Linked DNA regions of Homo sapiens: all the other regions are linked to region 2. Evidence: chromatin loops called from intact Hi-C (ENCODE). Cell type or tissue: Calu3. All regions are shown on one strand. Links, peaks and the distances in the headings refer to the core of each region. The heading gives the core; the rest is flanking DNA.

The links. Peaks named below come from ENCODE experiments on the same cell type or tissue, not always from the same donor. Only the 100,000 strongest peaks of a DNase experiment are listed, where the experiment ranks them.
Region 1: a loop joins it to region 2, with 2.8 times the contacts of the local background. A loop is called at or near these places in 76 of 110 quality-filtered maps.
Region 3: a loop joins it to region 2, with 8 times the contacts of the local background. A loop is called at or near these places in 8 of 110 quality-filtered maps.

What each region holds. Positions count from the first base shown.
Region 1 is chr1:48,089,056-48,099,901 of GRCh38, forward strand. LINC02794 (long intergenic non-protein coding RNA 2794) reads left to right here. Exons shown (of 15, transcript XR_007066073.1): 6 at 2,565-3,078; 7 at 4,044-4,184; 8 at 4,989-5,351; 9 at 8,049-8,181. It also overlaps the pseudogene CYP46A4P. Among named protein-coding and RNA genes, the nearest start is that of LINC02794, 45 kb to the left of the region's middle. RefSeq lists an enhancer at 3,451-4,650. In Calu3, for the core only: a CTCF peak has its summit at 4,830 (motif pointing right); a DNase peak (open chromatin) is centred at 4,846.
Region 2 is chr1:48,197,211-48,208,056 of GRCh38, forward strand. No RefSeq gene overlaps it. Among named protein-coding and RNA genes, the nearest start is that of SLC5A9, 20 kb to the right of the region's middle. In Calu3, for the core only: CTCF peaks have their summits at 5,134 (motif pointing left) and 6,278; DNase peaks (open chromatin) are centred at 5,141 and 6,271.
Region 3 is chr1:47,943,917-47,954,762 of GRCh38, forward strand. The region is part of intron 2 of TRABD2B (TraB domain containing 2B); the gene reads right to left. Among named protein-coding and RNA genes, the nearest start is that of TRABD2B, 48 kb to the right of the region's middle. In Calu3, for the core only: a CTCF peak has its summit at 4,346; DNase peaks (open chromatin) are centred at 4,375 and 7,295.

The DNA of each region.
Region 1 (10,846 bases), core at 1,993-6,992, 110 kb before region 2:
CATTTTAATATGGATTTGATTTGCTAAAATTTTGTTTAGAACTTTGTATCTGTGTTTTTGAAAGATATTGGCTTGTAGTTTTCTGGTATTGTCATTATCGGGGTTCAGTGTCAGGGTAAAGCTGGCATCAAATAATGAGTTGGCGGGCATTCCTTCTTCAGTTTTCTGGAAGAGTTTGTGTAGAATTAGTGTTATTTCTTCTTTTAATGTTTGGGATAATTCACTAGTGAAGAAACTAGAGTTTTCTTCATTAGTGGGAAAGTTTTTTTTGTCTGTAAGTTCTATTTTATTAGTAGAGACCCGCTGACTTTCAACCCCTATCGCTTTGGCCCCGGAGCACCCAAGCCACGGTTCACCTACTTCCCCTTCTCCCTGGGCCACCACTCCTGCATCGGTCAGCAGTTTGCTCAGATGGAGGTGAAGGTGGTCATGGCAAAGCTGCTGCAGAGGCTGGAGTTCCAGCTGGTGCCCGGGCCGCGCTTCGGGCTGCAGTAGCAGGCCACGCTCAAGCCACTGGACCCAGAGCTGTGCACCCTGCGGCCCCGCGGCTGGCAGCCTGCAGCCCCACCTCCCCGCTGCTGAGGGGGCCTCCGGGCAGGATGAGACTCCCCGGGCAAGGGCCGTGCTCGTCCACCTCTGCTGTCCACGGCGACCCACCCTTCTCCCCTGCCCTGTCCCCTGGGCCACCCTTCATGCTGGCTTCTAGCGGGCCCTCTGCCGACCGCCTGCTTCACACCCCTCAGCGCTCCCTGTTGCCTGCGGACTCCACGGCCCTTCCTGGACTGGCCCTTGCTCAACTCCCAGCCACCATTGTCCCTACCACTGAACCCTTGCACAGGCCACTTCCTCAGACGAGACAACCTCTCGTTCACTCCCTAAAGCCCTCTTCAGGTGTCACCTCCTCCAAGAAGCCCTCCTCGCCACCCCCAGCCGGGTCAGAGGACCTTCCTCTGTGCTCCCTCGGTCACCTGTGCTACCTCTAACACCACTGACCACACTGTATCGTGAGTGTCCATTGACGTGACCAATTGCCCTGCCAGGCTGTGACGGCCTCAATGGTAGGGGCTGCATGTGATTCGTCTCTGAGCCCCCTGTGCCCACCCAGGGCCCGGCACAGAGTCGATGCTCAATAAATGTGTGTTGACTGCAAAAAACAAAAAACAAACAAACAAACAAACAAACAAAAAAGAAAAAAACAAGTAGATACAGAGATGCTAAGGTTATTTCTTTTTGACTGTGCTTTCATAATTTGTGTTATTTAAAGAATTGGTTTGTTGAGTTGTCAAATTTATAGGTATAAAGTTGCTCATAATATTCTCCTTTTTTTAATATAAGGGAATGTGTGGTAATGGCACCTGTCTCATTCCTAATTTTGTAATTTGTGTCTTTTTTCATATTTTCCCTGATCAACTTGGCTGGAGGTTGGTCAATTCCATTGATCTTAAAAAAATCATCTCTTGGTTTCATTGATTTTTCCCCCTACTGTTGTACTATTTTCTATTCCATTGATTTCTGCACTGAATTTTATTATTTTTTCTTCTGCTGTTTATTTTGCCATTATTTTTAATTGCTATGTCTTCAAGTTAGCCATCCTTCTGCCATGTTTAATATATCCTTAATCCTACTCAGAGTATTTTTCATCTAAAACATTGTAGTTTTCATCTCTAGGTTCTATTTGAGTATTTTTGAAATCATCCATGCCTCTACTTAACTTTTGAACATATAGAGAACAATTATAATAATTATTTTGACATCTTAGCTTGACAATTTTAAATCTGTTTCAGTTCTTGGATGGTTTTGATTGCTTGGTTATTCTCTTTGTGTTTTCTTGCTTCTTTGCATGCTTGGTTATCTTTGATTAGATGCCAGAAATGGTCACTTTTACCTTATTGGGTGGTGGATCTTTTTGATTCTTATAAATCTTCTTGAGCTTTGTTCTGGGATGTGTTAAGTTGCCTGGAAATTGTTTGATCTTCTTGGGTCTTGCTTTTATGATTTATTTGGCATATCTGAGCAGTCTAGGGCTAATTATGCCCCACTACTAAGCAAGATTTTCTGGGGTACTCTACCCAATGCTCATAAAGTATGATTTCATTCAGCTGTCAGAGGGGGGAATATGCAATATTCCCAGCCCCGTGTGAGCATCAGACAATGTTCTTTAATCTTTTCAAATTATTTTTCCTCCATCCTGAAGTGTTACTTCACATGCATGTGCTAATCAGGACTCTGTTGAATATCAGAGGGGGATGCTCTGCAGATAGTCAGGGCTCTTTCTCTGCACATCTCTTTCCTTTTATTACTTTGTCCATCCATGAACTCTAGTCCACTTGGTTTCCCTAACTCGCAGCCTTATTACCTCAGTTCAAGGATCCTACTGGGCTCCTCTCAGACTTTCTTCTCTGTCCCGTAGCCTGCATAGTCTCTGAAGGCAGCAAGCTGGGGCAGTCATAGGGCTTACCTAGTTTGTTTCTTGTCTCTTAGGGAGTAACTATCCTTTGTTGTCTTAGGTCTAGTGTCTTGAAAATGGCGTTTCTGACATTTTATCTTTTTTATTTTGAATGCAGGAGGGTAAATTCAATCCTGGTAACTTAATTGTGGGCAAAAGTGCAAATCTCCTGGCATCCAATTCTTACCATAGATTTCTGATGTCTGGAAGCATGGTGGAGCAACACACTTCTGAAGGGACAGCAGGTGCTGTAGTGAAGTTTTCCACAAAAGAAGAAAATGTTGTGCTCTTTGTCTACCTCACCAACTTCCCTTCAGCCCTTGGGGAGTGTAGAAGACCTCCATGTTCATCAGGGCTCCATTTTAAGGAGAGAACAGAAGTTGGAGGATAAGGTGGGAGTTCTGATTGATGTGGACCAGATAAGGTGACATCTGGCCAAAGAGGAAGCTGGGAGCCACAGACTGCTAATAGGATGAAGGGAGACACAGCTACCCCTCTGTGGGGTCATCAGAGATGGAGGGGGCTGGCATAAAGATGAACATCTGCGTCCAAAACCATATAACTCCATACACCACATCATCTAATAGGAGACCAACATATTGTCAGAGGCCGCCAGCAACAGAGGGAAGCAGGTAAAGCCAGTGTAAGATCAGGAGCCTTTTTCCACCAATGACAAACAGCCACTTATTTAGAGCGATCTCTGTTATTCCTCTTATTTTCCCTTCTTCCCTCAACATGAAAGGCACTAGACCCAGAAAAGAAAGGAGAAAATTAGAAGACAAGACCACAACCTTTTACCACCCTTGGTGTTTTTTTTTTCTTTTTTCTTTTTTTTGACAGTCTCACTCTGTTGCCCAGGTGCTGGAGTGCAGTGGCGTGATCTCGGCTCACTGCAAACTCCGCCTCCCAGGTTCAAGTGATTCTTGTGCCTCAGTCTCCCAAGTAGTTGGGACTACAGACATGCACCACCATGCCCAGCTAATTTTGTATTTTTTTTGTAGTGACAGGGTTTCTCCATGTCCCCTTCCCACTCTCGTAACTTGAGGTACAAGTCTGGCAAACATTGAAGCGAGACGAGGAAGTGCTATTGAAACTGGATATGAGATGGGAGTTGTGAACTAGACCAGACGGGACTTTTGGTAACTGATATCGATGGGAAAGCAATGGGATCTACCTGAAAATATCATTAGAAAATGATACTGACAGATAGGACAAATCATGGTTAACAGTTGTGGCTAGAGTAAACAAGTTGAACTGTTTATACCTATACCGCAATGGATTGAGGCTTCTCAATAAACTGGTTACATCTGATCTGCTAACAACAGCTGCTAAACATTGAAAGGGGTACTGTGCTGACTGCTGTATACACACTATGTCATTTGCTCTTCACAACCTATAGGATGGGCACTAGTTTTTCCCCCTTTTGGCAGATGACAGAAACCGAGGCACAACCAACTTGTCTAAATATAGATTACAGAAATTTCACATGTATCTCTCCAGTTCACAGGAAGTGTCATTCTCCTTAATCACTTTGCTCTTATCCTTGATGTTTTTCCAAACATTTTTGCTGATGTTGAGTGTTTTCCATTTCTCTGAGCTGTGTTGTCAGTCCATCTCCTGATGAAGCAAGGGCAGTTTGAATGCTGAATGGAGGTGGATGAGGAAGGGGAACACTACGTGAAAATATTTGTTTTACACAGATGAAATGTTGGATCAGAACGCACGGAACTACATCCAGGTGAGAGGCATCAAATAAATCACTTAACCTCTTTGTACTTTAGTTTCCTTATATGTTTTTATGGGCATCATGATAGTGCCTACTTCACTGGGCTGGCGCTGGAAATGAAGTGTGATTACAGATGAAGCTGTTAATCAGTGTCTGGCACACGGTCTGCTCTATCCGAGGATTAACCGTGTTTATTATCTGTCCTTTATTACTAGTTAAGTTCTCTTCACCACTGAAAGAAAAAGTCCAAATGAACCCAAACATATGAGTTTATTTTCTCCTCCACATTTTCGCTGCCCCTCCTTCATTACTCTATCCCCATCACCACCCCAAGAAATTAGATCTTTGCATAGCAGAAAACACTTTTCCCATTCATAAGAGAAAGAATGGGACTTTTTTTTTTTTTTTTTTTTTTTTTTTTGCTATTCCAAGAGAGAACCCACATTTGACACTGGATTTCCACCCAATTTTTCTAAGTGCACCTGTGGTTACATTGCTGGAGGTGTCAGTGTGAGGATTTAAGCCCAGCTGTATCTGACAGCTGGTTACCCAGATGAGAAACCCCAGAGTCCTCTTCCACCCTTTGCAGTGAGCTGCCTGGACCTGCAGGATCCCTGCAGTACCTTCTATGTGCACCAGGTGGCAGGTGCTGCATCGGAAACGCAGGTGCGGCAGCTGCACAACTGGTTCTACGGGTGGATCTGAGCACCGGGCTCACCTGGGAGATTTCTAATAATACAAATCCCCAGGCTCCGCCCCTGAGATTTTGACGCCGTGGGTTTGGTGTGGCGGCCTGGCATATGTGTTTTTATAAAGCCCTACAGGTAATTATGATTCAGCTTGGTGCAGGGACCTGCGTTTGGAAGCCGCTGCTTCAGAGTGTTCCAGAGAACGGCAGCCTCACGCAAGCATGAAGCGTTTAACTGTGCAACACAAATCAACAACCTGGGCTCCTAGAATTCAGGGTGAGGTTTCACAGAGTGTCAGAGTTGAAAAGGATCTTGGGGCTCACTGATGAAGCATTAGCGACGAGGAGCCTGAGGCCAGAGGGAACGTGCCACGGACAGCCTGAGCTACAGTGCAGGTCTCCTCCCTCCTCCGCAGCACTGCTGACCACGGCTTTCCGTGGTTATAATACTGTCACTTCCCCGCTAGCCCAAGGATCTGAAAATACTTTTGGTAAGCCACGGGAAGGACCCTCCTCCCTGAGTCAGTACCTTTAACTGCTGTTGGAACAACTCCAAGCCTCAAATAATTCAAAACTGTGTGAAACACGTTTTTGCCTGAATTAGGGTTCACACCGGGTGGCCTTTGTCCAGAGGCCATGTTTATTTATTTATTTATTTATTTTTATTTTATTATTATTACACTTTAAGTTTTAGGGTACATGTGCACAATATGCAGGTTAGTTACATATGTATACATGTGCCATGCTGGTGTGCTGCACCCATTAACTTGTCATTTAGCATTAGGTATAGCTCCTAATGCTATCCCTCCCCTTCCCCCCACCCCACAACAGTCCCCAGAGTATGATGTTCCCCTTCCTGTGTCCATGTGTTCTCATTGTTCAATTCCCACCTATAAGTGAGAACATGCGGTGTTTGGTTTTTTGTCCTTGCCATAGTTTACTGAGAATGATGATTTCCAATTTCATCCACGTCCCTACAAAGGACATGAACTCATCATTTTTTATGGCTGCATAGTATTCCATGGTGTATATGTGCCACATTTTCTTAATCCAGTCTATCATTGTTGGACATTTGGGTTGGTTCCAAGTCTTTGCTATTGTGAATAGTGCCGCAATAAACATATGTGTGCATGTGTCTTTACAGCAGCATGATTTATAGTCCTTTGGGTATATACCCAGTAATGGGATGGCTGGGTCAAATGGTATTTCTAGTTCTAGATCCCTGAGGAATCGCCACACCGACTTCCACAATGGTTGAACTAGTTTACAGTCCCACCAACAGTGTAAAAGTGTTCCTATTTCTTCACATCCTTTCCAGCACCTGTTGTTTCCTGACTTTTTAATGATTGCCATTCTAACTGGTGTGAGATGGTATCTCATTGTGGTTTTGATTTGCATTTCTCTGATGGCCAGTGATGGTGAGCATTTTTTCTTGTGTTTTTTGGCTGCATAAATGTCTTCTTTTGAGAAGTGTCTGTTCATGTCCTTCGCCCACTTTTTAATGGGGTTGTTGTTTTTTCTTGTAAATTTGTTTGAGTTCATTGTAGATTCTGGATATTAGCCCTTTATCAGATGAGTAGGTTGCGAAAATTTTCTCCCGTTTTGAAGGTTGCCTGTTCACTCTGATGGTAGTTTCTTTTGCTGTGCAGAAGCTCTTTAGTTTAATTAGATCCCATTGGTCAATTTTGGCTTTTGTTGCCATTGCTTTTTGTGTTTTAGACATGAAGTCCTTGCCCATGCCTATGTCCTGAATGGTAATGCTTAGGTTTTCTTCTAGGGTTTTTATGGTTTTAGGTCTAACGTTTAAGTCTTTAATCCATCTTGAATTAATTTTTGTATAAGGTGTAAGGAAGGGATCCAGTTTCAGCTTTCTACATATGGCTAGCTAGTTTTCCCAGCACCATTTATTAAATAGGGAATCCTTTCCCCATTTCTTGTTTTTGTCAGGTTTGTCAAAGATCAGATAGTTGTAGATATGCAGCGTTATTTCTGAGGGCTCTGTTCTGTTCCATTGATCTACATCTCTGTTTTAGTACCGGTACCATGCTGTTTTGGTTACTGTAGCCTTGTAGTATAGTTTGAAGTCAGGTAGTGTGATGCCTCCAGCTTTGTTCTTTTGGCTTAGGATTGACTTGCAAATTATGAGTGAACTCCCATTCACAATTGCTTCAAAGAGAATCAAATACCTAGGAATCCAACTTACAAGGGATGTGAAGGACCTCTTCAAGGAGAACTACAAACCACTGCTCAATGAAATAAAAGAGGATACAAACAAATGGAAGAACATTGCATGCTCATGGGTAGGAAGAATCAATATCATGAAAATGGCCATACTGCCCAAGGTAATTCATAGATTCAATGCTATCCCCATCAAGCTACCAATGACTTTCTTCACAGAATTGGAAAAAACTACTTTAAAGTTCATATGGAACCAAAAAAGAGCCCGCATCGCCAAGTCAGAGGCCATGTTTTAATAGCTCTGCAGCGCGGCCTCCCTGCCATCCATGACTGTGGGGATGCTCGCCCCTGTCTCCCAGCCCTGGTGCATCCCCAGCCCCATGCTCCAGTCTTCTCACGGTCCTTGGGCATATCAAAACGTCTCTGAGCCTCCATTTCTTCTCTGTGAGACAGGGGTGAGGATTACTTGAGAAAATGTTCAGCATTTCTGTGTGTAACTGTCGAAAAAAAAAACCAGAGCTTAGTTTTCCTCTGTACTCTGTCTTTCAACACTTTTAATTTGGACTCTAGCTTTGCAGAGGCAAAGGTTCTCAGAAAATCTATAACCGAAACCCCTAACTTTATACTCGAGCAAACTGGGTCCAGAAAGCTGAATGATTTACACAGGGAGTTACTGTGAGAGGAGAATTGGCATGTAGGTGTCCCGATGTCCAACCTTCTGCCCTTTCTTCCGTATCACAATCACGCAGTCCTGGGGCCTCTCCGGTGGAGCCTCTTACTATCATTATTCTGAGTAGTTCTGATGCTAACTGGTGTCTTCCCCTTCCTCCTTTCCTTTCAACAACATTTAGTGAGCACCTGTTTTATCTTGTGCCCTATACTTGGTTTCTGTTAGAGAACCTTGCCTTACCTACTGTAAGTATTAAATACATCTTTGACGGTGGTTTAATTAATCACATTTATTCATATATTTAGTGATAAGCACTTGCTTTGTGCTAAATCCTTTTTAGGGAGGCCGCGAGGAACACAAGGGGAGCAGATAATGACATGGTCCACAACACACTTAAGGAGTTGGCAGAGTTTGGGATCAGGGGATTCTGCGCGTGTGTGGATAATCAGCATTCAGGAGAAGGTGTAGTGCACGTAAGTACTGGTGTGTGCACCGTGGTGGCAGGAGGTCACTTTGGTTTGGGGCTGGAAGGCTGGGAAGTCAGACCCTGCACTTTCTCAGTGTAAACCCTTGATCCCCCTTCTCCTTTAGCCTCTCTCATGACTGGTTCTGCAGGCTTCTGTCCTGGACCTTCTCTTCTCACTCTATGTGGTCTTTCTGGAGCATCATCCATCTTCCTGCCTCAATAATCATCTAATTCTTGATGGCTTCTAAATCTGTATCTCCAGAGGAAAGTGTTTCTCTGAATCTCAGACCTTTACATCCCACTGTTTCCCGAATGTCACTGATTGCATAACCTGTCACTTGTACAGAACTGAACTCCTCTCCCCTCCAATCTGCTTCTCCTCAGTGAGCTCAGAAACCTGGAAGTGGTCCTTGACTCCCCCACTTTTCTTTACTGTTCCACCACCCCAGTAATAATGAGGTTCTTTAAACCCCAGAATCCTGGAAATCTAAACAGCCCTGTCACAGATTCCTTTTTCTCCAACCCACCTTTTCTGCCACTGTCAATCTCTGGGTACAATCAAGATTCACCAGCATTTTTGTAACAACTTTTTACCCAACTGGTCTTCCTATTTTGAGTCATGCTCACCTATGAGTCCTCCAAATTGGACCCAGAGAAGTCTTATATAAAATAAAACAAACAAATGGAGCCCCTCCATCACTTACAGCTCTTAGAGTGTCTTCCCTCTGCTCCTAAACTTCACACTCCTGTAAGTGGCCTCTGCAACCTGTGCTATGGATTGAATTGTGTCCTCCAGAAATGTACATTCAAGCCCTAACTCCTCATACCCCAGAATGTGAGCTTATTTGGGAATGGAGTTGTTGAAATGTAATTAGTAAGATGAGGTCATGCTGGAGTAAGGTGGGCTCTTAATCCAGTATGACTGAAATCTGTATAAAAAGAGGGAAATTTGGACACAGACATAGGAATAGAGGGAGGACAGCCATGGGAAGTGAAGGCAGAGATTGGAATTATGCTGCCACAAGCCAAGGAACACCTGGTGCTGCTTCCAGAAGCTGGAGGAGGCAAGGAAAGGATTCTTCTTTCCAGAAAGGCTTTGGAGGGAGCAAGCCCTTGCCAATACCTTGATTTCGGATCTCCAGCCTCCAGAACTGCGAGACAATACACTTCTGTTGTTTTAAGCCACCCAGTTTGTGGTAATTTGTTATGGCAGCCCTAGTAAATGAACATAAATTGTCATGATCCAAATACCAGGTATCTTTCCAGCCTCCTCTGCAGTCATGTGCCTCAATTCACCCTGTTATCCCAGGCACACTGGATTATGTACAGCTCTTGAAACACACTGTGCACCTGCACGCCTTTGCTCATACTGGTCTCTGGTGGAAGGCTCTTCCTCTTCTCTGTTTGCCCACCTTCTCCACAACTTCTTCCTTCTGCTCCTTCGGCACCAGATATGTGAACAACAATTCTTGTTCTGGCCTCCTTGAGAGCAGGGACTCTGCTTCCCTCTTCTCCATCCCTGTTGCTTTAGCACTGAGCTGACCTAGCATAATGCTGCAAGAATTGATCTGAGTTGGGTCACATGTTCTCCCACAGTTTATGATGTTGCTGGGTGGTGGGATTCAAAATGCTCATTCCTCCCTCCTCACTGGATTTCCAAAGAGGGGTTCACCCTGATTTCACCACCCACTAAAATCTAATTAACCACAGGGCATGAATTCTTCTTGGAAACCTCCAAACTGCCAACTTCTTCTCCCTCATGCTGTTGCCAAGGCTCTCGAGTGGGCTTGAAGGAAGGAAACGTGGACAAAAAGATTTTGCTCGTTTCTTTGAGGCCAATGCCTAATCACTGTCCCTCTTCAAGTGAAAAATGGGGAAAACACTAGCTAACTGTTGTTTAGTGACCCCAACTCCCACCCCTTTAAAATAAACACTCTTTTCAATTAGGAAGATTTGTCACCGGGGACAGTAATTCCATGTCCTACCAAAACAAACACAGTTGTAATTAGTTTTATCCAGGAAGAAAATTAACTCTGTTTATCTTAGCATAATTAATCACTGACCTCTTTCTGTCCGGGCAGCTTCGGGGAGGGCACGGGAGTGGGGGGTTGTGATCTACTGCACAGGGGCGTTCTGGGCTCCATCTATCTCTCGTGTTGGTTACACAGCTGTCTGCGTGAGTTATTTGAATTAATATTCCTAGCCAAGAGTTGTGGAGCTGCCTCAGAGCTAGACTTGGAGAAACCACTAAATAAGGCTATGATTTTATGGCTTCAGTCTGTGGAGAATTTTAGATGAGTACATATCAGATGGGCATTAAGACACGCGGCCGACACTGAAGTTTGCTTGGCTCCTTTCATGCCCTTCACCTTGACCTCAACAAGTCTTGAGAAAGGGGAAGGATCCTCAGGCAAAGGCATTGGTCCTTGGTTATGGAAGAGAGGCTGTTCTTGCAGTGAGGAGGGACAGGCTTTGGGGCTATGGTTTGGGTGTCAGTCTTTTTTTTTAAATTTTTTTTTATTATACTTTAAGTTCTAGGGTACATGTGCACAACATGCAGGTTTGTTACATATGTATACATGCGCCATGTTGGTGCGCTGCACCCATTAACTCGTCATTTACCTTAGTTATATCTCCTAATGCTATCCCTCCCCACTCCCCCCACCCCACAA
Region 2 (10,846 bases), core at 2,833-7,832:
AAAATTTTTTCCTCTCCCACATATGCATAGGTTTGAATAGAATACTGCTCCTCAAGCTGATGAAACCCCAGCTCCTTTAGGGCTCTATGGGTGGATGTGTTCTTTATCATCCAATTATTAAGATTAAATTCCTGCAACTCAGATTGGGCCGGGCAGAACAAACGTGGCGATTGGCAAAGCACGTGGTTCCTAAGACAGCCTGGGAAAATTTCTTTCTCCCCCAGTCACATGCCCCAGAAACCTTCCCTACCTACTCATTGGCCTTTTATCAACATCAAAGCCTTCCCATCAGGAAGTAAAGATGTTACCCCAACCCACACAGAAGTTAAGGAAAGAGCAATGAAAAATGGATACTACATGCTTTTTGTTAACCTAAAAGGAAAAAAAAAAAGACTGAGGCAAAATTAATATAAGTAGAGAGTTTACTGGGGCCACATTTGAGGACTGAAACCCAGGACCATAGATTCAAGTTGCCCTGAATATACACTCTGATTGGCAACAGTTACAAGTTATTTTTTTGTTTTGTTTTCTTTTGTTTTTTGAGATGGAGTCTCTCTCTGTCACCCAGGCCGGAGTGCAATAGCACAATCTTGGCTCTATGCAACCTCCATCTCCCAGATTCAAGTAATTCTCCTGCCTCAGCCTCCCTAGTAGCTGGGTTTACAGGCACCCGCCACCACTCCCGGGTAAATTTTGTATTTTTGTTTTTAGTAGAGATGGGGTTACACCATGTTGGCCAGGCTGGTCTTAAACTCCTGACCTCAAGTGATCCACCCACCTCAGCCTCCCAAAGTGCTGGGATTATAGGCATGAGCCACTGCACCCAGACTCAAGTTGGTTGTTTTCTTTTGTTTTGTTTTTTCAGACCAGGTCTCACTCTGTCACCCAGGCTGGAGTGCAGTGGCGCAGTCATGGCTCACTGCAGACTTGACCTCCCAGGCTCAAGTAATCCTCCCAACTCAACCTCCCAAGTAGCTGGGACAACAGGTAAGCACCACGACATCTGGCTAATTTTTAAATTTTTGGTAGAGACAGAGTCTCACCATGTTGCCCTGATTGGTCTCAAACACCTGGGCGCAAGCAATCCACCTGCCTCGACCTCCCAAATTACTGGGATTATAGGTGTGAGCCACTGCGCCTGGCCACAGGTCAAGTTTTAAAGGAAAAAAGGAGGAAGTTTCTATGTTGTTTATCAAGATGTTCTTAAAATAACATAAGCTATTGATTGGCTATACATTGTTCTTTGTATCACGAATTTCAGAAACATGAAGATAATGAGTGAGGCAACTAGTCAGGAACAAAATATCTTTAAAAAATTGCCCCCAGATATAGGTGCAGGGTGGAGGTGGGGGTGACTGATGTCCTAAACTCTTGTTTCTCTGGGCCTGATAAGTCTTCTATACCTCACATGACTCAGACTGCTCTGAGTTATTTTTTCTTCTCATTTCCTAAAAGCAAAATCTGATGGATAGCACAAAGGTCTTGCAATCTAGAAAGAAAATTCAGCCATTCTTTCAATAATTATGTAACCACCCCACAGATTCTCCTTACCTACTTCCCAGATACAGCCAGTTTATCAAGACAGGGGAATTCCAATAGAGACAGAGTTTAATTCACGCAGAGCCAACTGAACAGGAGACTGAAGTTTTATTACTCAAATCCATGTTCTCAAAAATTCAGAGGCTTGGGCTTTTCAAGGACAGGGGAGGCAGGGGAACAGGTTCTGCTGATTATTTGAGGATGCAATCCTAGGGGTGTGGAACACGGTTGCAGTACACTGAGTCTGCTTCTGGGTGAGGGCCACAGGACCAGTTAAGTCCAGAGTCGTGGGTCCAGGTGGGGCCATCCAGTCATCATAAATGCAAAAGCCTGAAAAGACAACTCAAAAGGCCAGTCTTAGGTTCTGCAATAGTGATGTTATCTGCAGGAGTAATTGAGGAAGCTGATTTCCAGAATAATGACTAGTCATCATTTATACCTACATCTTAGCCGAATTCAGCCTCCTCTCATCCTCCTAACCTGATGGTCTTAGTTTTACAAAGGTGGTTTAGTTTGGGGAAGGGCTATTATTATTTAAACTATATACTAAATTTCTCCCAAAGTTAGCTTGGCCCAAGCCCAGGAATGACCAAGGTTAAGGGTAAGATGGGGGTTGATTAGATAAGATCTCTTTCTCTGTCATAATTTTCCCACTGTTATAGTTTTTGCAAAGGTTGTTTCAATTAGGGATTTTCTATGTGTCTGGCACTGTGCTGGGGATAATACAACGAGCAAACAAAGGCCAATCCCTGTTCTCTGGAGCTTGTGGGAAGAACACGGATCTTTGAGAGCTCAGAGTAAGGGAGTGGGCCCAGGAGAACTCACTGGCCAAAAGCAAGAGCATGTGCAGAGGTCCTGCAGTGGGAAGAAGTACAGGACATTGCCAGGAAATCTAAGACAATAGCAGGTGAAACATAGCAAAATAGAGGGAGATTTGAGGCAAAATGAGGCTGCAAGGCAGACTGGGCAGGGTCTAGTAGACTATGTTCAGGAATTTTAGCTTTATTCTGAGAGTTCTGGAAAATCACTGAAAGGTTTTAAGCAGAGTGTAAGATTTGGGAAGGACATACACAAATACTCATTTGAAACTATCTCTTTGGCTTGAGTGTGAGAAAAGATTGGAGAAGGGAGGAAAGGCCAGGTCAGTGACTCTGCCATCACCTAAGTAGTCAGTTAACAAACGCTCCATCTAGCCTGCCCCACACGTGCCTGCAACAGGCAGAGCAAAGTAAGGCAAACTCAATCCCACTCTCAAGCAGCTCAATCTTTTCTTCTGCCCACATTTGCCCCCATCCAGTGCTACTTTAGAGACATTCCCTTTTCTCCTTTCTTCTTATTTCCTCAGGGCTAAAGCCTGATAAATAGAGTCTGGCTTTCTAAGCAGAGATCTGCATTTAGGGAAAAGAAATAACACACAGCAACCCCACCCCTCAGTTTTACATTTTTTAACTTAAACAATTCTCTTTTTCCAGCAGAAAAGCCAGGATGTCACTGTTTATTCACAGCCAGGTCTCCACTCTGCACACTAAAAGTCACCGTAGTGTTTGCAGTCCTCACTCAAGCAGTGAGTGTAAAAGGAATTCCATCTGTCTCTAAAGATCTTTTGACAGGAATGAAAGACCTGTGAGGCAGTGGTTTATTCACCACAGCATCTTGATAGCTCAAGCTAAAAAAAAAAAAAAATGGCTAGCAGGCTGACATTACCAAAGCAGACACTACTTCTCTTTTAAAATTGGTTTTCCTGAGGCTAAATGCTAAACTTTATAGTTTTTGTAATTAAATATTATCCTGATAGAGTCAAATCAATTATAGCAGATAATAACTGCTTTGCTTTTGATTCTCTGGATAATGAATTAGTTGTCCTTACCAAATCTGATAGCCCTTTGGCAAATTCTTTATTCAAATCACTCAACACGTTTGTCAAGAAAGAACGTGGTTAAGTCCCTGGAAGCCTGCCTCCAGATTGCCATGGTAGCATCAGCTACTGCAGAGTCATCAAACATACATTTCTCCATATTTCCCTCAAGAGATTTTTGGAAAATGTCCTTTTGAAACACCAACATGAAAAGCTTTGACTGCTGGGCCCATTACATAATTGATGCCTAAGAACTACTTAATTGTTTGGTCAATAGATTCTCTTAGATCTGTTAATCAATTAATCTTAAAAACACAGGTAAAGCAGTAAGGCATGTCTCACATGACTTAGTCTCAACGAGACCCACTGGCTTCCATCACTCCCTGTTTCTTCCTCCAAGTAGTCGCAGTGGATCCTTTAATAACCTGTGAGTCTCCCTTGACATTCAAGCATACATGGGTGTATGTTTACACTCCATTTATTTACCCATCTCAAAGGGAGCCCCATTCCCTTCTGCCCCTCCTGCCCCTCCTTTCTTGGCTCTGCAGCTCTCCAGTTCCTATGGGGGCACCATAATCTTTCTCCCAGACTAGTGGTTTCAGTGATACTCTTCTGCAGACCAGGCTCTCTCTATTTTCCTACAAATACAGATTCCCTCTAGTCAGGCACCAGTCGCCTCTTCTTGGACCCAGCCAAGCCCATTACAAAGGAGAGACATGTCCCTCCTCAAATTTTGGTTAAATACCATGATAATGTGTTGAACATGCTCCCAGCATTTCTTACTCATTGACTGATACTGTCCCTCTGCTTGGACCCTATCTTCTCTTCTTTTTTAACAAAACCCCATTTATTCTTCCTGCCTAGCTCAAACCCAACCGTCTTTAGAAAGCCTTCAATAGTATTCTCACTCGATGAGATGTATTCTTCTTTAAAGCCTTACATCAGCATTGTAGGAAGGTTTTAGAGTCCGAGGCTCACCTAGATGGGCATCTAAATTCTCTGCCACAAATAACAAACCATTTGGCCACTCTGAGCCTTGGTTTCTTCAGCTACAAAATTGCATAGGAATTCTTTGAGGATTAAATCACATTTTAAAGTGTTTTACACCTGGCTAGCACTCAAAACTAAAAGCAACTATCGGTATTATTTATTTTGATCTCTTGCTGTAATTAGGCTCACTTTTATTATAGTGTTTATAAATTCATTTTTGCTTCCTCCTGCACTTCCTCCCCTTCTCCACTGTGAGAAACTTGGGAGACAACCTAACTAATCTTTAGAAGCCCAACCTCAAAAAGGGGCTAGGATGGAGAGCATTTATTACTAGAAAAACTGACATTATCTAGAATTCTCTGTTGTACAATTCAGAAACCATGTGTGTGGTTATTTATATTTAAAATTAAAAATAAATTAACTTTAAAATTGTGTTCCTTGGCCACACTGGCTACATTTCAAGTGCTCAGTAGCCACATGTGGTTAATGACTAAGATTTTAGACAGCACAGACAGAACATTTTCATCATCGTGGAAAATTCTATTAAACCACACTGGTCTAAATTCTAAATGCAATGACGTACTGTTCAGCAATAGCTCAGACTTCCAGCTGCCCAGAAAATCCCCATCTGATGCTAACACTGCAGGCAGATGGGGTCACACATAAAATAGTATATGGAAATACCACTAATGCTTTACTCCTCATCCCTGAATGGGAACGCCTCTGAAAGATGCTGAAACCTGCCCCATTGCGCCACCTTGTGCCCAACCCTTGATATTGCACATTCAATGTGCAAATAATTCTTACATATCCACCATCCCACAAAAAGCCGCAGAGAAGAGAATGTCCTGGGCTTACACAAAGCAACTTCCTAAATGCAATGGACTTTCTGAGTTACTACCTCTCCATGGCAAGGGCTTATGAAACACACACAGATCTCTCCATGCTCTGAACTCCTGTCTCAATGAAAGTCATGAGGGTTGTTGGTGTTTACCCAGGCATTTTACACTTGACTCATCTATTACTGACCGTAAGCATGTAGCAGTGGCACGTGAACTATCACCCCCAATCCTCACAAAAGTCATGCAGTCCCCATCATTATTTTCACTGGATTAGGAAGGAGAGACTTTGAAGAAAGCCATTTGCTCAAGGTCATACAAATAGTAAGACAAGGAGTGGAAAATCAAACCTAGATCTGACTCCCCAATTGCCCAGCTTTCTCTGTTCCCAGATCTAGCTGGAACTTCACTGGAGGAAAGGGATTTGATCTCCACCTTCTTCTGAACCAAGAAAGGTGTAGCCCAGAACTGGGAAGTGAGCAAATTCCTAAGAGGGATGAGCTAGTGAGCTGGAAGGGAGTATTTGTCACAAATAGCAGCTTCCTTTGCCCGACACCCATTTGCTGTATGATAATGGGCTGCGATGGACAGATGGACCAAGAGTCCTGAGATTCAGAGAGAGTTTAAAGAGAAAGCCATAACATTTCAGCCAGTTTCATTATATTTCTGAGATATTATCACAGTGTTCCAGAGAATGTTTACAAAAGTTTCAGAGATATAGATACTTGTGGATTTTCAGAGAGAGAGAAAGATTGGGAGAGTTACACAGAGAACTTAAGAAAATTCAGAACAAGGTAGAGAATAAATAAAAAGTCAGATAGGGTCAGAGATTTTTCTCATACGTCGGCTCCTACTTGCCAGGAACGTCTCAGAGAATGTTCAACATCTTGCTGCAAAATGAAAAGCCCAGTGAATTCCTTGGCTATCTACAAATATTGTATATGGAAGTTAGCCTTACATGGAGAATGAGATGGGGGTAGAAGGGAGTGGAGAAAGGACAGGTACCTAGTGATCTGCCTCATGGCCCAGAAGGCAGGTGGGATGGGAGATGTTAAAGTGTGCTCTACTCCTCCCCACTGTGGTCATCTTTTGTACTGCATATTCTGAAAAAGCCTTTTTTTGTAGGCAAGCTATTTATTGATAATAAAAAATGCGTCATCAGAGAAGACAATCTGGAAAAATACATAAAGGTGCAAAGAAGGAGTAATTCAAAATTACCTTCTTTGATATATTGAGAATAGCACTTTTTCTGCTAGTACATATGTGTGAATGTATATATGCAATATATGAATGGTTTTGATTTTACAAATATATGGTACGTACTCACATATTTACAAATGGAAATCATACTATCTGTAATGCACAAATTATCACACTAAACATAAACCATTTTTTCTCTTTTTATTTACTTAATATTATAAGCACTTTTTCATGTTAAGCAGTCTTTGAAAACACTAACTGCCTGTGTAACATCCCATTCCATCAATGATTCTCAAACTCTAGCAGGTATCAAAATTACCTTGAGGGCTTTAGGAATTCTGAGCCTCACTCCAAGAGTTTCTGAATCAAGAAGTATCAGCTAGGACAAGAATCTGCATTTCTAACAATTTGCCCAATAATGCTGATCTTGCTGGTCTGGGAACTACAAAGTTGTTCACTACGTTATACAAAAATTCCCTTATAGCTGAATATTTAAATTGTTTTTATTTTTAACATGAAGCCACCCCTAGCCCCACCTGGGGCCTCTCAGAGCTTTGTCAGGACCAAGTACCTGGACCTGGTGTTAAATCTGAGTAAAATCTTAATACATGATAATTTTCATAGAATAAATTTCTACAATGGAAATAACTAACTACAAACTTATGAACGTTTTGGAGACTTAATATGTATGTTCAAGCTGACACAAATAACTGATACCAAAGTGTGTTAAAGGAAAAGACATGGGCCTGGAGGTCGGAAACCTGTGTTTAAATCTTGCCCTGCCACTTGCTTGCTGTCTGACCTCGGACAAGTGACTGGAACTCCCTGAGCCTCGGTGCTATAATTACCACATCAAATATAAACAGGAATGGCCTTCTTTTAAGGTCTTGAACTCAGCCCAAATTCTCCAGCCCTATCTTCTGTCTCAGATAGAATACTGGAGTTGGAAGGAACCTAAGACTGTATCTTGCACACCATGAAGGGTCAGTTTCCCATCCTCTGAGCCTAGGGAGCCATCTATACTTACAACATTCACATCATTTATAACAGTACATTATAAGCAGTTGTTTAAGGGTCAGCCACCTTCCAAGTCAGAGCACGAGGTCATTGAAAGAGATTAGGCCTGGTTCATTTCTGAGTCCCAAGTGGCTATTGCATACATGGCAGATAGTCGCGAAATGTTTGTTGACGGAATTGTGAGGAAGGAGCTCAACCTCCACCATTCCCAAGAAGCCCTGGCATGAGATGATGAAGAGAAAAGAGCATAGCCCTGTAGCTGGGAGCCTTGGGGGTACATCTCAGTCTTCCCATAAATTCACTGAGACCCTGAGAAACTGCCTGACTCCCCCTCAGTTTCTAAGGAATCCCTTATCCCTAATTACCACACAGGGCTAGTAGGTGAAGATAAGAACGTGGTGTGTCGTTTAGACTATAAAGGGTGGTATGGCTGGGACTCCTAAGATCCTCCAGCACCATTATCTGTTCCTGATTTTTACAATTTCAGATTCTTGACAGGGCACAAGATCACCCAAAATAATGACAGTGTTTCCCACCCTGCTTCCCGGCTGGATAAGACCACATGACTAAGTTCTGAGCAACAGAATAATAGTGGAAAGGTTATGTGCAATTTCTAGGAAGTATGCTCTGGAATACTGAGGCAATGGCTGGAGTTTGAGCAGCCATGTTAACAATGAGATGGAATATGGTAGAGAAGAAAGATAAAAGGGGCTGTGCACCTTTAAAAATTGTGAATTATCCTACCAGTCCTGTTCTATCTATCTCCAGACTTACATGAAAAAAAAAAATCTTTCCTGCTTAAGCTACTCTTAACTTGGGCATGTATTATAGCCAGATTAATCGCAGCTGATACATATGGTGCTGCTAATGACAATATTTACATTGAATTACACTTTATACTTTATAATAGCTTTCAGGGGAAAGGAAGAAATTAATGTAATATTCACTCATTCATTTATGTGATGAAACAATGACCATCACTGTGTGTCAGGCCCTGGGCCACGTGCCAGGAACAGAAATGAAGCTGGTAAAACCCCTGCCTCCCATGAGCCCACCACTAGCAAGGGAAACAGATGAGCAGTCATGACACAATTGAGCGGTGTGGTAATGAGGGAAGCATGGGCAACTGTGGGGTGCCATAGGACCCAGGATCTAGGAAAAGGCATGACGTCCGGGATGGATGGGAATGGTGGCAGGAGCTGTGGCTCCAGATCCCAGGCTCTGCCTCCGATTGCTAATCCCAGGCTCCTCTGAATCTCCTTGGCTCAATTCCTATGGAGGCATTAGGGAACCTGTGGCCTGTATTTTCCCTCCCAGTGAGGACCAGATGCTGGTTGAAGAGCTCCCCAGAGTCTTGTTGGGATAACTGCAGTCTCTGCTTTCTGTAGAGGATGTGACAAGGTGAGCTTCAGACTCAGGCAGAAGCCACCCCAACTTAAGGCCTCTTGGGGCTCTGGGATTTGTCAGCACCGAGTAGCTGGACCTGGTGTTCCAGGGTGAACACCAGTGTGGAGCCAGGAGAAGCCGTTCACCTGTGAATGATAACAGGGCCAGCACCAACTCCTACTGACTGAGCATTTCTGTGTCAGACCAAGGGGTCTGTGCTTTACACACTCACTTCATACCTCAAGATGACTGTGTGAGGTAAGCCTTGCTGTCCCCATTTCACCTACAGAAAAGCTGAGGCTGGGGAGGGAAAATGAGTTGGCCAGCCTCACACACCTGTGACTGCCCTGCCCGGGCCAGGCTCAGATTCACACGCCTGACTTTTAAAGCCTGGGACTTGAGCCCTCATGGATAATTTAGTCTATCACACTTGAGAGTTCCAAGGTCATTAGAAACTACTGCAGACATCACTTCACAGATGAGGAAGCAGGGACTCACAGTGACATACAGTCTTATCCGGGGTCATCAATGTGCACTCATGACTACTCCATAGTGCTTTCCCAGACAAGCTACCAATAGTGTTTGTGTGTGGGGGGAGGGGGGTGGTGTGTGCATGCGCGGGTGTGCATCTGCTGGACACACCCATGCATGAACTGTAACTCAACACCAAGACCTACTTTCTAAGGTCCAAATGATGGCCATGTCTCTAGTATTAGCTGCCCTTTCCTCCTGTCTTTGTGTGTGGATGCATTGTTTTATTTTTATTTTTTCAGCTTTATTGAGGCATAATGAACAAATAAAAATTATATCTGCTTAAGGTATATGGTGTGATGACTTGATATAGGTATACAGTGTGAGATGATTACCACAATCAAGTTAATTAATACATCTATCACTTCACATAGTTACCATTGTGTGTGTGTGGTGAGAACACTTATGATCCACTCTCTTAGCAATTTTTATATAAACAATTCAGTATTATTAACCACAGTCACCATGCTGTACATTAGAGCCCCAGGACTTACTCGTCTTACAACTGCAAGTCTGTACTCTCCTCCTGTCTTTAGAAACCTGTTTGCCCAGGTACATAGCAGCTGGGCTGCCAGCAGCAACAACAGCTCCCAGCCCTGAGCTGGGGTCTTCCTTCCACATCTGACCCTGGGGGCCTGGAGCACTCTGAGCCCAAAGCAAGACCTCTCTGTTCCAGAACCAAATCTGGTAGCAAAGCCAAGTGCTGTCCCTCAGAGGCCTGGGCCCCGTAGACTGGAGTGAGACTTCTGGGCCTTTCCAACCGCCTCACCTGGGAGTGGAGCTAGGCCACATCCATAACCTTCACAGCCCTCCTGGCACTGTCAGAGCAGCTGTCAGAGGCCAGCAGGAGCTGCTCCATGCCTGGGGAGCTGCTGCCCAGGAGACTGGGCCAGAGAACTAGGGCCCCAGGAGGTTTTATCCAGGCCAGGCTGCAGAGGGCTGCACAGGTAAGAGTTGTCCGGGGCTGGCAGCAGTGAGGTTTCAGTGGCTAGAGTGTACCATTCTCCTTCATTTGCCTTCCTTTCTTTTCTCCACCCTTGGGTTCCTGTCACCATCCTCCTCAGACCTACTCACCTACATAACAATCCTTTCCTCTTGGAATTGAGCATTTAGCCTGTCCACATAGGGTCTCCTTCCACACCCCCGCCACCAGCACTTTGCCATCTGACAGGGAAGCACCCTGAGGCCTTGGCCCTGTTGGTTGAGGGGGGCATACTGTGAAGACAGAGAGCACCTCTCATGGTCTGCAAGGACCCCGTGAGCTTCTTCTCCCCCTGTACCCAGTGCAGAGAGCAGAGGCACTGTTTCCACAATGCCAGGGGCATCACTGGTACTGTATTCTTGGGTAATGGTGCTCCCTGGAGTTGTGCAGTGGGACAGCCTGACACAGGGCCTGGCACAGAATGTGCTCCGTGAGTGGCTGAGATTAATCAATGGAATTGCATTTGTGCATGAACTGAGCTGAGCATAGGCATGTGGGAAAAAAATA
Region 3 (10,846 bases), core at 2,330-7,329, 250 kb before region 2:
TGTTGCTTTACACACATTATGTCTTCTAATCAATGCTGACAATAGTCATCTGAGATTCAGCCAGACACTCAACTAATCATTTCTGCAACCTAATATATGCTATGCACTGTCATGAGCAATAACCAGGGCCAGGGGCCATCAAGGGAGGCTTCCCAGACCTGAGGCTTGGCAAAGCCTTAAAGGAGGAAGCTACCTGGGGAATAAAGGATGATGCTGCAGGACACGGGAGTGCATGAGCCCAGGAATGGAGGGGCCACAGAACATGAAATTCTCAGGGGTGTGGAGAGAGGGAGCAGGGGGAATGGCAGAAGAGTTGGATCCAGCTAGGTCCTATGAAAAGAGAGCAACCTTGGCACTGAGCTGTGAATGGTGGGAACTCTGGATGGTGGTTCTCAAGAAATATTTGTTGAATGAATAAATAAATGTATGAATTCAGAGCCAGTGGAGAATGAAGTAAAGACCAATGGGAAAAAAGAAATAACCATTAGGAAGTGTCTCAGGGAACAGAAGCCAAGACAGAGTCAGAGGTGCAAGCAACTCACTGGGAGTAATGCTTACGAAAGGCAAAGGACAGAAGAAGCACAAGTAGGCAAGGAAAAAGTTGACTGTAGTGCAGGCCAGACATGGTGAAAAGAGCAGGTGGAGGAAGGAAGAAGGATCAGGTAGGAAGTGCTGCAGACTGAAGCCCCTCTACACATTTCTCAGCCTGCCCAACAAGAAGCTCCGGTGCAAAAATTGTCCATACAGGAGTTTGGGCAGAAATGGTCAGGCTTGACTGTTAGCTGGAAGTCTGCCACTTCTCTCTACTCCCTGGCAGCAGACTCTTCCCGAAGGCAGATGTAAGCAGCTCACGGACATGGCTACCACAGTAGAAGATGTGATAAGCAGGCTGATTCCAGAACACCAAGGAGGAAATAGCCAGCTCTGTCCTGGGCAAACTTCCCGGGAGGGAACATCTCAGAGGAGATTTGGAGGTTGAGAACAAACACTCATTAGATAGAAAAAAGGGGGCTACAATTCTTGGAGTAGAAAATGAACCCCCAAAGGCACTGATGCGGGGACAAGTCTGAAATGTGCTGCAGGACATGTAGTTCAGTGATTCTGGAGCTTAGGAAGGGCTGGGGAAGTTGGGGGTGGGTGGGGAACAGATCTCCAAGGGCTGTGTATGCCACGGGACTGATTCAGACTTCACGGCCCAGGCAATGGGGAGCTCTGAAAGAAGGAGTTGTGTGTGCATTTCTGTTTTAGATCTCTGTAGCAGCACTTGGAGATAGTGAAAGGGCAGGAAGGCAGGGAAGCAATGTTGCCATGTTCCAGGGAGACGATGAGCCCCCAGGCACATCTTGGATTGGACATGGATGTAGCCGTAGCTCTGAGCTCTGAAACTAGTCTAAGGGAAAGAGGCTTCAGGAAGGATTTTACCAGGTCCAACAAACATTTGCATGCTTTCTGCCTGTGTTACAGACCTTAAAGCTTTACTAGCCTGCTCTCAGAGCTTTCATGGTTTTCATTATTAAAAAATAATTTACATATAATAAATGCACCTTTTTTTGGTGTATGGTTCTGTGAGTTTTGATGAACATGTACAGTCATGTAACCACCCAAATTGAGATATAAAACAGTTCCAACACTCCAAAGAATTCGTGTCCCTCTGTAGTAAACCCTCCCTCCTCCTCAGTCCCTGACAATCACTGATGTTTTCTGTCTCTATAGTTTTTCCTTTTCCAGAATGTCATATAAATGAATCATTTTTCGGTCTGACTTCTTTTCATTCAGCACCATGCATTTGAGATTCATCAATGTTGGGCCTGTATCAGTAGTTTTTTTCCTTTTGTTGCTGAGCAGTATTTCATTATTTGGATACACCACAGTGTGTTGTATTGTCTCCCCAGTTTAGGGATATTTGGGTTGTTTAAATTTGGGGTAGCTACAAAGAAAGCCACTATAAACATTTCTGTGTGAACAGAGGTTTTGATTTCACTTGGTTAAATACCTGCAAGTGGGATTTCTGGATGTGGTAAGTGTATGTTTAATGTTATAAAAACTGCAAAACTGATTTCCAGAGTGGTTGTACCATTTTGCATTCCCAGCCACAATGTACAAGATTTGTAATAGCTCCTTAATCTCATCAACCCTTGCTATTATCGGTTTTAATTGTAGCCACTGGATTAACTGTACTGTAGTACTCCACTGTACTTTTACTTTGCATTTTTCTAATGACTAAACATGTTAAGCATCTTTTATTATGGTACTTACTTGCCATTCATATATCTTCTTTTGAGAAGTGTTCAAATCTTTTGCTTATTTAAAAAATTGTATTTGTTTTCTTATCATTTAGTTTTGAGCATTCTTTATATATTCTAAAGACAAGTTCTTTATCAGATATGTAATTTGCTTTGTCTCTGATCTTAGGGGAAAGTATTTTATTTTCACCATTATATATGATATTGCTTGTAGGTTTTTTGTAAATGTTCTTTATCAGATAAAGTTCTCTTCTAGTCCTAGTTTACTGAGAGTTTTTATCATGAGCAATATTGAATTTTGTCAAAGGCCTTTTCTGCATCTAATGAGATGATCATATGGGTTTTTCTTCTTTAGTCTACTGATTTAAGAAATTACATTGATTGATTTTTGAACATTAAACCAGCCTTGTATTCCCAGGATAATTCCTGGGTCATATTGTATTATCCTTTTTATATTTTGCTGGATTTGAATGACTAATAATTTTGTTGAGAGTTTTTGCATCAATTTAATGACACAAGGGGTTTTGGTCTATAGTTCTCTTATAATTTCTTGGCCTTGTTTTGGTATCAGGATAGTCCTGGCCTTATAAAGCTGGGAAGTGAGTTAGGAAGTGTTCCCTCCTCTACCCTCTCAAAATTTTATATTTTGTCCTTTCACTATTCTTTGTAGTCTTTTTCATCTGTGTTACTAGTTTTGCTAATTCAGTTTGCTTCAGAGACTCAATTGTGCTACACACAATAGCTCAAGGTGATGAAAAAAGACAAGTAAGACTAGGTTTTTTTTTTTTCCATATGGAGGTAAAGAGAAATAATAATAATAGGTACCTACCCTTTATTGAGCTCCTGGTCTTTTCCATGCATTTTACTCATATGAACACCAAACCTTTGTTGCAACCCTGTTATGCCAGCTTTAAGCATTTTAAGGATGAGAAAGTTTAGGCTTAGAAGAGGGAAGTAGCCTGTCTAAAGTCACATTATTCTCAAAAGCAAGAGCTGTGGTTTGAAGCCTGGTTCAAAGCTTATGTTCTTCCCACCTTATTTTGTCATCTCTACTAATGCTTATGAACACCTACTAAGTGCCATCTATTTTAAATCTTTTATTTCTTGTCACTGTTAATCACTGCAACTTTATGAGATTTGTGCTACTTTCTCCCACGTTAACAGCAAGGAAATTAAGATTCAGAAAGGCCAAGGACCTCACCCAAGGTTGGTCAACACTGTTAGGCACCAAACACCCAGGAGTGATGGGGCAGGAGGTAATTAGCATAATGGCGTCATTAACACATACAATATATAACTCATACAAAGCAGCTTTGCAGAGTGCCACAACTGAGGCATAAACAGAGAGGCTGAAGGCAAGGAAGAGATTAATTATGACTTGGGCACTCCTAGAAAGTGTACAGGAAAGAGGTCAAGCAGCCAAGACCAGAAGACATGGTTGGAGGAGTTCGGGCGTCAATTGAGTTAAAAATCTTGGTAAACAGCAAAGGATGGCCATGGCCCATAGAGTGAATAAAAGCCAAAACAAGGAGGTCATGCAGCTAGATTTTCCAGTGTCATGACGCTGATGCTGAGCAGAGCTGACATGCACTAACACAGGAATAGCTCACATCTGCAGAGCACTTGCCTTCCAACACATTATCTCCCGCAGCTCACAGGGTGATTACCCGCACTTTATAGGTGAGGAAACCGAGGCTCAGAGGGTAAAGCCCCTGCTGGTGACTATACACAACCTATCAGAAGCTCCAGGCCTAGACCTGATTCCTAGTCCAGTACTCCTTAAGACAGAAAGTCAAGCACAGAGCAGCCCAGGTGTCATGAATCTGAATGAAGCCAGATAAGTACCCCAAAAGGCTCTGAGACTTTTGGTGACATGGACTCTTAAATCTGTGGCAACAAAAATTCTGGAATTTGGGGGGCCGTGGGCTTTGGAATCTTGAGGTCAAAAGGTCTGAAATTCTAATGACGCAGGCCGTAAAATCTTAGGGTCAAAGATTCCAAAATAGTGCTAATAGGCTCTGGGACAGTGGGGATAGAGAGACTTGGGCATGTAGGCAAAGGTGCTGTTATCCTGAGGGCATATCCTGAGTGATGGCTTGCCAGGGATGTCCTTTAGGGGGAGCAGACAGACCAGCTAAAGGCCAATAAGCAAAATGGCTTTGCAAAAGGTACAAGGAGTCTAGTCAAACATTAAACTTCCCAATCAGGCCGGAACTGTCACCCCAGCAAACCTGCTGTGCTTAGAGCACCTGGTGGTAAACACACCTATCTCAGGTTGTTAACTTTTTACCTCTTCTTGCCCCTGGAGACAGGAGACAAAAGACAGGAGTTGAGGGTCGAGTACAGCCTTCAGATTTAAACCTCGAATGTCTAGACCTCCCTATCTCTTTCCAACCCTTTAGGTTTAAAAAATCAGACCATATTTTCATTTTCAAGAGAATGAGGGAGAGGAAATGCAGCTCCAAGACCTCACCCCAAATTCTTTTCTTTGCACTTGGTTTATTGAGAAGAATACAAAATTCTTACCCCTCCATAAGCTTCTAAGACCGTCCCAAGTGACAAATAAGATGACCTTTCTCTCTCCTTAACCTCAGTATTCCTCCTTCAAAATTTCAAGATGTTTCCCTTCCACTTAGTTCCTTACACCCGCCACTTCTGTGCATCTGAATCATCTCTCTCACCACCCTCTCGCCAAGCCTCCTCATCACCCCTCTCTCACTTTTAGTCTCCATCTTTCTGTCCCTACATTTCCAGCTCCCATGACTTTGCTAAGTTTTTAAATTAAATCCTCATGACAAATCTATAAGACTAATACACTGACATTAACCATATTTTATAAATAAGAAAACTGAGGTTCAAGGGGGTTACGTGACTAACATAAGGGCACACGGGTTGTAAATGTCAGAGCTGAGTTCAAACAATAACTTTAATGCTATTACTAATAATAGTAAAATTGCTAATACATAGTAAGAGTAACTGCAATTAATGCTACTATGATGCATGCTGTGGGACAGACACTATTCTAAGCACTTTTAAAATATTAAAGTAATTTTTGAGGGTGATATGGCTATTATTATTCTCATTTTACAGATGAGGAAACTGAGGCCCAGAGAGCTGAGTAAATTGCCCAAAGTCTCAAAGTTCTGTTTGACTCTGAAGCCTGTGAAGCCTGGTCACTTCCCTGCCCAACTCTATTGGCCTCTCCCATCAGTCCACTCTATGATTGTATTTTCTTTTCTTTCTTTTTTTTTTTTTTTTTTTTTTTTGAGACAGGGTCTCACTCTGTCACCCAGACTGGAGTGCAGTGGTGCGATCTTGTCTCACTGCAACCTCTGCCTCCCGGGTTCAAGTGATTCTCCTGCCTCAGCCTTCCAGGTAGCTGGGATTACAGGTGCGTGCCACCATGGCCAGCTAATATTTGTATTTTTAGTAGAGACAAGGTTTCACTATGTTGGCCAGGCTGGTCTTGATCTCCTCACCTCAAATGATCCACCCGCCTCATCCTCCCAAAGTGCTGGGATTACAGGTGTGAGCCACTGTGCCCAGCCTATGATTGTACTTTCTAGGCTATGGTTCTTCGGATCTGTGTCCCCAAGGTCCCAGAAACTTTCTAGAGAAAATAATACATTTTTCTGAGAAAAAGTCCCTGAAAATCAAGACACAACATTTCAGATTTCATTCATTCATTCACTCATTCAAAAAATAAACATATTTACCAAGCTCCTAGGATGTACCAGGCATGGAGCCTACATTCCAGTGGGAGAGACAAAACTATAAGAAGGAGGCAACTAAGTGCCAAGATTTCAGGAAGTGACAAATGGTGTAAAGAAAGGAGAGAGAGGTAGGCGGGGCACAGTGGCTCACGCCTGTAATCCCAGCACTTTGGGAGGCCAAGGCAGACGGATCACGAGGTCAGGAGATCGAGACCATCCTGGCTAACACTGTGAAACCCCATCTCTACTAAAAATACAAAAAAATTAGCCGGGTGTGTGGTGGGCGCCTGTAGTCCCAGCTACTCGGGAGGCTGAAGCAGGAGAATGGTGTGAACCTGGGAGACAGAGCTTGCAGTGAGCCGAGATCGGGCCACTGCACTCCAGCTTGGGCGATAGAGCAAGACTCCGTCTCAAAAGAAAAAAAAAATAATAATAAAAAGAAAGAAGAGAGAGGTAAGGTGTTCAGAAGCATGGGCAGCAGGAAATCATGCAAATCTAATGGACCCTTTATCTGTCCAGGACCAGCCACATACACACATCAGAAGAGAGCTCTGTGCAGATGAGCTCAAGTATAAAGGCCCAAGACAGAAATGAGTTTGATGAGCTGAAGAAACAGCAAAGTTAGAATGAGATCAGAATGGGAAAAGACAAGGGAGATGATGAAGCTGGAGAGGCAGACAGAGAGCACAGAAGGAAAACAGGGGCCAGGGGATGGCTCTGGATTATTCCACATGTGAAGAATGGCTTCAGCCAAGTCACAAGGGAAGTGAGAAGAGATGGCTGCAGACAAGCAAACAAGGAATGCTGAGCTCACCAACAGAGGCTGCCTCGGTCACTCTCAGCCTCTGCTGATTCACTCGTCTTTGCCTCTACCAGAGTGGTGGAAAAATGTGTCCCCAAATTTTCAGCCACCAACACCTCCCTATGTGAACTTGGCAAGTCGCTCAGCCCCTTGATGTCTCCTTTATTTTTTATCTGCAAAAAGGCAATGGAAACTCCACTGGCAGTGGTGAGGGGGCACTGGTGGGAAGGGTACTGATGCTCACCTGGGACCTGAACCCTTGGGCCTGCTTCCAGTAGAGAAGAGGGTTTCATTTCCGTGGGCACAGTGCCCCACACAGAGCAGGCCTTCAATGCATTTTTATGAACTAAATGTCCCAAACAGAGATCTGGAGGTCACAGGGGCATGGTGGTCCCAAAAGTCCTGCAGGGCATGGTAAGCCAGGCTGGACTGATGGGCTGAGACTTCAGGCGTCGACTCTCCTTTCCTCCCCAGCGCCAAGCCAAGCGGGCAGCAGCAGGCCCACTGCACCAGAGGCAGACAGGCAGGCGGGCAGGCAGGGGCGAGTCATCGGGCACATGGAGAAAGGAGGGCATTGTCTGCTGAAACCCAACCAAGGGGCCAGGGCCACAATGCGGGGGATTCTTTTGGGAGAAACAGACATGGCTTTCTTTCCACCAACTGCTGCTTAAACAGCCCACTGGATTTGATTCTATCCCATTTCACCCCAAACAAATGATAAATAAATAAACCTTGGTGAGCTCAGAGCACTGGAGCCAGGACCCTGAGCCTAGAACAGACTGGATGCCGTCCTCCCAGGGCCAGGGAGTTCCTTTGTCAGGTGGGCCCGCCTACACTCCTGCTGCCAGGTATGTGGGTGAGTTTGCAGAGGGGCAGGCTCCAGGCTAGGCTGCTGCGGCCTGAGGAAGTCCCTCCAGATGTGGGGCACAGCTGGTTGGCTGTGCCATCTCATACCCAAGGTAGAGAGGGTGGGGCAGCAGAGGAAAAGATGGGGGCCTGGCTGCAGGGAAGCAGGCTGAGCAGTCCCTAGTAGCCCGGTGTCCTCTGACCCCTCACCTTGGTCCAGAGGCTTGGTCTGGAGAGACCATCTGCACAGTCCTCTGAAACTCTCAGTGAGGTGACAGCAGTGGCCCATGCTTCTCCCCACTTTATATACTAGGGAACAAGTCCCAAAAGTGATGTGCCCCGCTCAATGTCACAAAGTGAGATAATCACAGAATGCCAGAGGTTCCCTCCCGTGTCCTTTTTTTCTAGATGGTCAAACTGAGGCATAAAGCAGTCAAAGGCATTGCCTGATCCCATAGGAGCTGGGAGTTCTGACCCCTGCATCGCTCAGCACCCTCAGTGCCCTGAAGAGGGAGCAGCGACTTCTATTGCAGAAGCCTTCTTCTGACCCAAAGCTTCCTCCCTGGCACTCACTGCAGTTGGGAGAAGTAAGCTACAGCCTCACCTAAAGGAGCCAGGCATTATGCCATGTGCCACACTCCAAGGCACCTACAGTCTGAGGCCCCCTCCATGTCAGGTTCCCATCCTGCCCCTGGTTCTTTGCTCCTGTTGAGCTCCTATCCTGCTTTCCTTCCTACCTGTCCAAATGTGCTCCTTCATTGAGGCCCCAGGTACATCTCCTCCAGGAATCCTCCCTTGCTCCCTCCTGCCTCTGCTCATCTAGCCCTTCTTACAGCCTCTGCTGCCCATTCTGATAGCTGGGCTCCACTAAGACCCTGAGCAGACATCTGGTGGCCTTTAGATAAGGTGCAGAGGGCAGCCAAGCCCACAATGGCCACAAACAGAAGAATGCCAGGCTACTTCAGGCCTCCAGTCCCATCTGCTGACTGCTGTTCTCTGTATCTAAGACACCCTTTCTGCTCTTTGTATGGCAGTTCCTAATCCTCCAGGACTCCTTCCCTGACACTCGAAGGCCTCGAGCACACCTCTCCCTCTGTCTCAGCACCTGTCACCCACTCCTGGACTCACATGTGTCTGTCTATCTCTCCCACTAGACTGTGTGTCCCTCAAGGGCGTAATACATTGTGCAGAGAGAAGGGCCACCCAGGGCTCCTGTGACCCAGGCCCTCCTTGACTTATACAGTATTTACTGAACACCAAATGAGCAAAATGAACTATCCCCAGTCTTACAGAACTACTCTCCCACATGACCTGTCTCCTGGAGGACACCGAGGCCTCCCCAAGGGCAGGTCCAGTCTCTTTCTCTTCTGGGTCTTCTCGACTATCAGCTCCCAGAGGAAGGTGCGGGTCTCCTCTTGCCCTGTCTTTTGGGACAGCCGCACTCTGCTGTGACAGAAAAGGGACTCTGCCTGGCTGGCATCTCTGGCCCCAGGTTCTGGTCCAATCCATGGGGCAACTCAGCAATCCCTAGCTACCATTAGGGGAACATTTGCTTGGGGGAACATTTGCTTTAATTTTCTTAGCTCCTGACAGTGCATAATTGAAAAATGCCACAGAGGACTGCCCAGCCCAAGCAGCCCAGAAAAATGGGCCGAGAGCACCAGGCATGCAGGTACTGCACTTGTCCCAGTGCAGATGATGCACAGAGGGGTGTGGGGCAACTTTGAGAAAGAACCAGCTTTTTGAGAGAAATCAGGACAGCATAAATGGAACACATACAAACGTGCAAAAGCCTAATTTCTTCCTTAGAGCTTGGAGAGACGCACTTTCACAGCTTTTCATGACATCATGTCAAACATTTCCAGGCATCCAAGACACAGTTTTGCCCTAAATACTGTGTATTCAAGTCACATGGTCCTTTGCTTTTAAAATCATAGGGCTGGACACAGGAAGCTCCCCACCCTATACCTTCCTAAAAGCTCCGTCCTACCATTTCTCAGACAAAAGGAAACCTCTCCTACTTACAGAGGCCTCCGGGGCAGTTGGGGTGGCCATACAATCAGGCAACCTGTAACTTACCAGCTCTGAGACCTTGAGCTAGTCACTTCACCTCTTTGAGTCCCCCTACTTTCTTAAATAAAATGAAGATAATGAATCAGCACATAAGCCAGTATCCCAAGGTTGCTATATGGATTAATGAAATAAAATGAGTTCTGACCTTTATGCCTGGCTTCAGAAGACACTTAGGAAATGTGAGTTTCTTATTCTTTCACCTAGCTTGGGGTTTGGTGGCTGAGTGGGGGCTGAATCCACCCAGTGCCTCCCACTCCAGTGCTCCAGTGCTCTTTCTAGTAAATGGCTCAGCCTCCCTCATAGCTGTTCACATGAATTCGGAGAATCAGACAACGTGAGCTCCCTTCTGTCTGAGTGGCCGACTCTTTTTCTTCTTTCAAGAGTTCTCATTTTAAGAATGTATAACATTTAATTCAAACTGGCATTTCTTGAGGGCCTACTATGTACCCAGTCATGGGAGAAGCTCAAGTCACAGCTTCACAGGATTGCAGAGACAAGAAATGCAAGTAACAAGGAAAGGCCAGTGAGGGTCACTACAGATTCAAATCACGGTAGAGATGGTAAGGAGGTGACTGGCAACTTGGAGATGAGTGATTCCTGGCAGCTGGAAGTGTGGGGTATGTTCCCCAAATTGGACTTCCTCCCCTACCACCTTCCACTCTGACTGCAGTCTCAAAGGCCATGGCTGAACACCCAGGGGCTTTTCCAGGCCTCCGTTTACCCCATTTCCCTCCCTTTCCCTGGAAACTGTCTCCTCAATGGGCTGATATCCATTTGGGAGTCACTACAGTATCAAGTACTAGCCAGGGCTGTGGCACCACAGAGAAAAATCAGACCTGCAAAGCTCACAGTCTAGTGGGGAGACCCTGAATAAAGCAGGTGACTGCAATAGAATCTGACAGGTGCTATGGAGAGGGAGGAGCCATGGGCTTACAGAGGAGGGAATAACTAAAATGGTGCTTGGGACAGGAACTGCTGAGAGTTTTCAAGGAGAGACAACAAACATTTGAGCTGTCATGTGAATAAGGTCGTGGGGTTGAGCTATGTGCATGTCACTGTGTGTGTGTCTGTATGTGTGTGCCTGTGTGTTGCGGAGAATGGATTTCAGCAGAGGGGCCAGGCTGGACGAAGTTGCAGAAGCTCTCAGCGGCTGGCACAGCAGGAAGTTG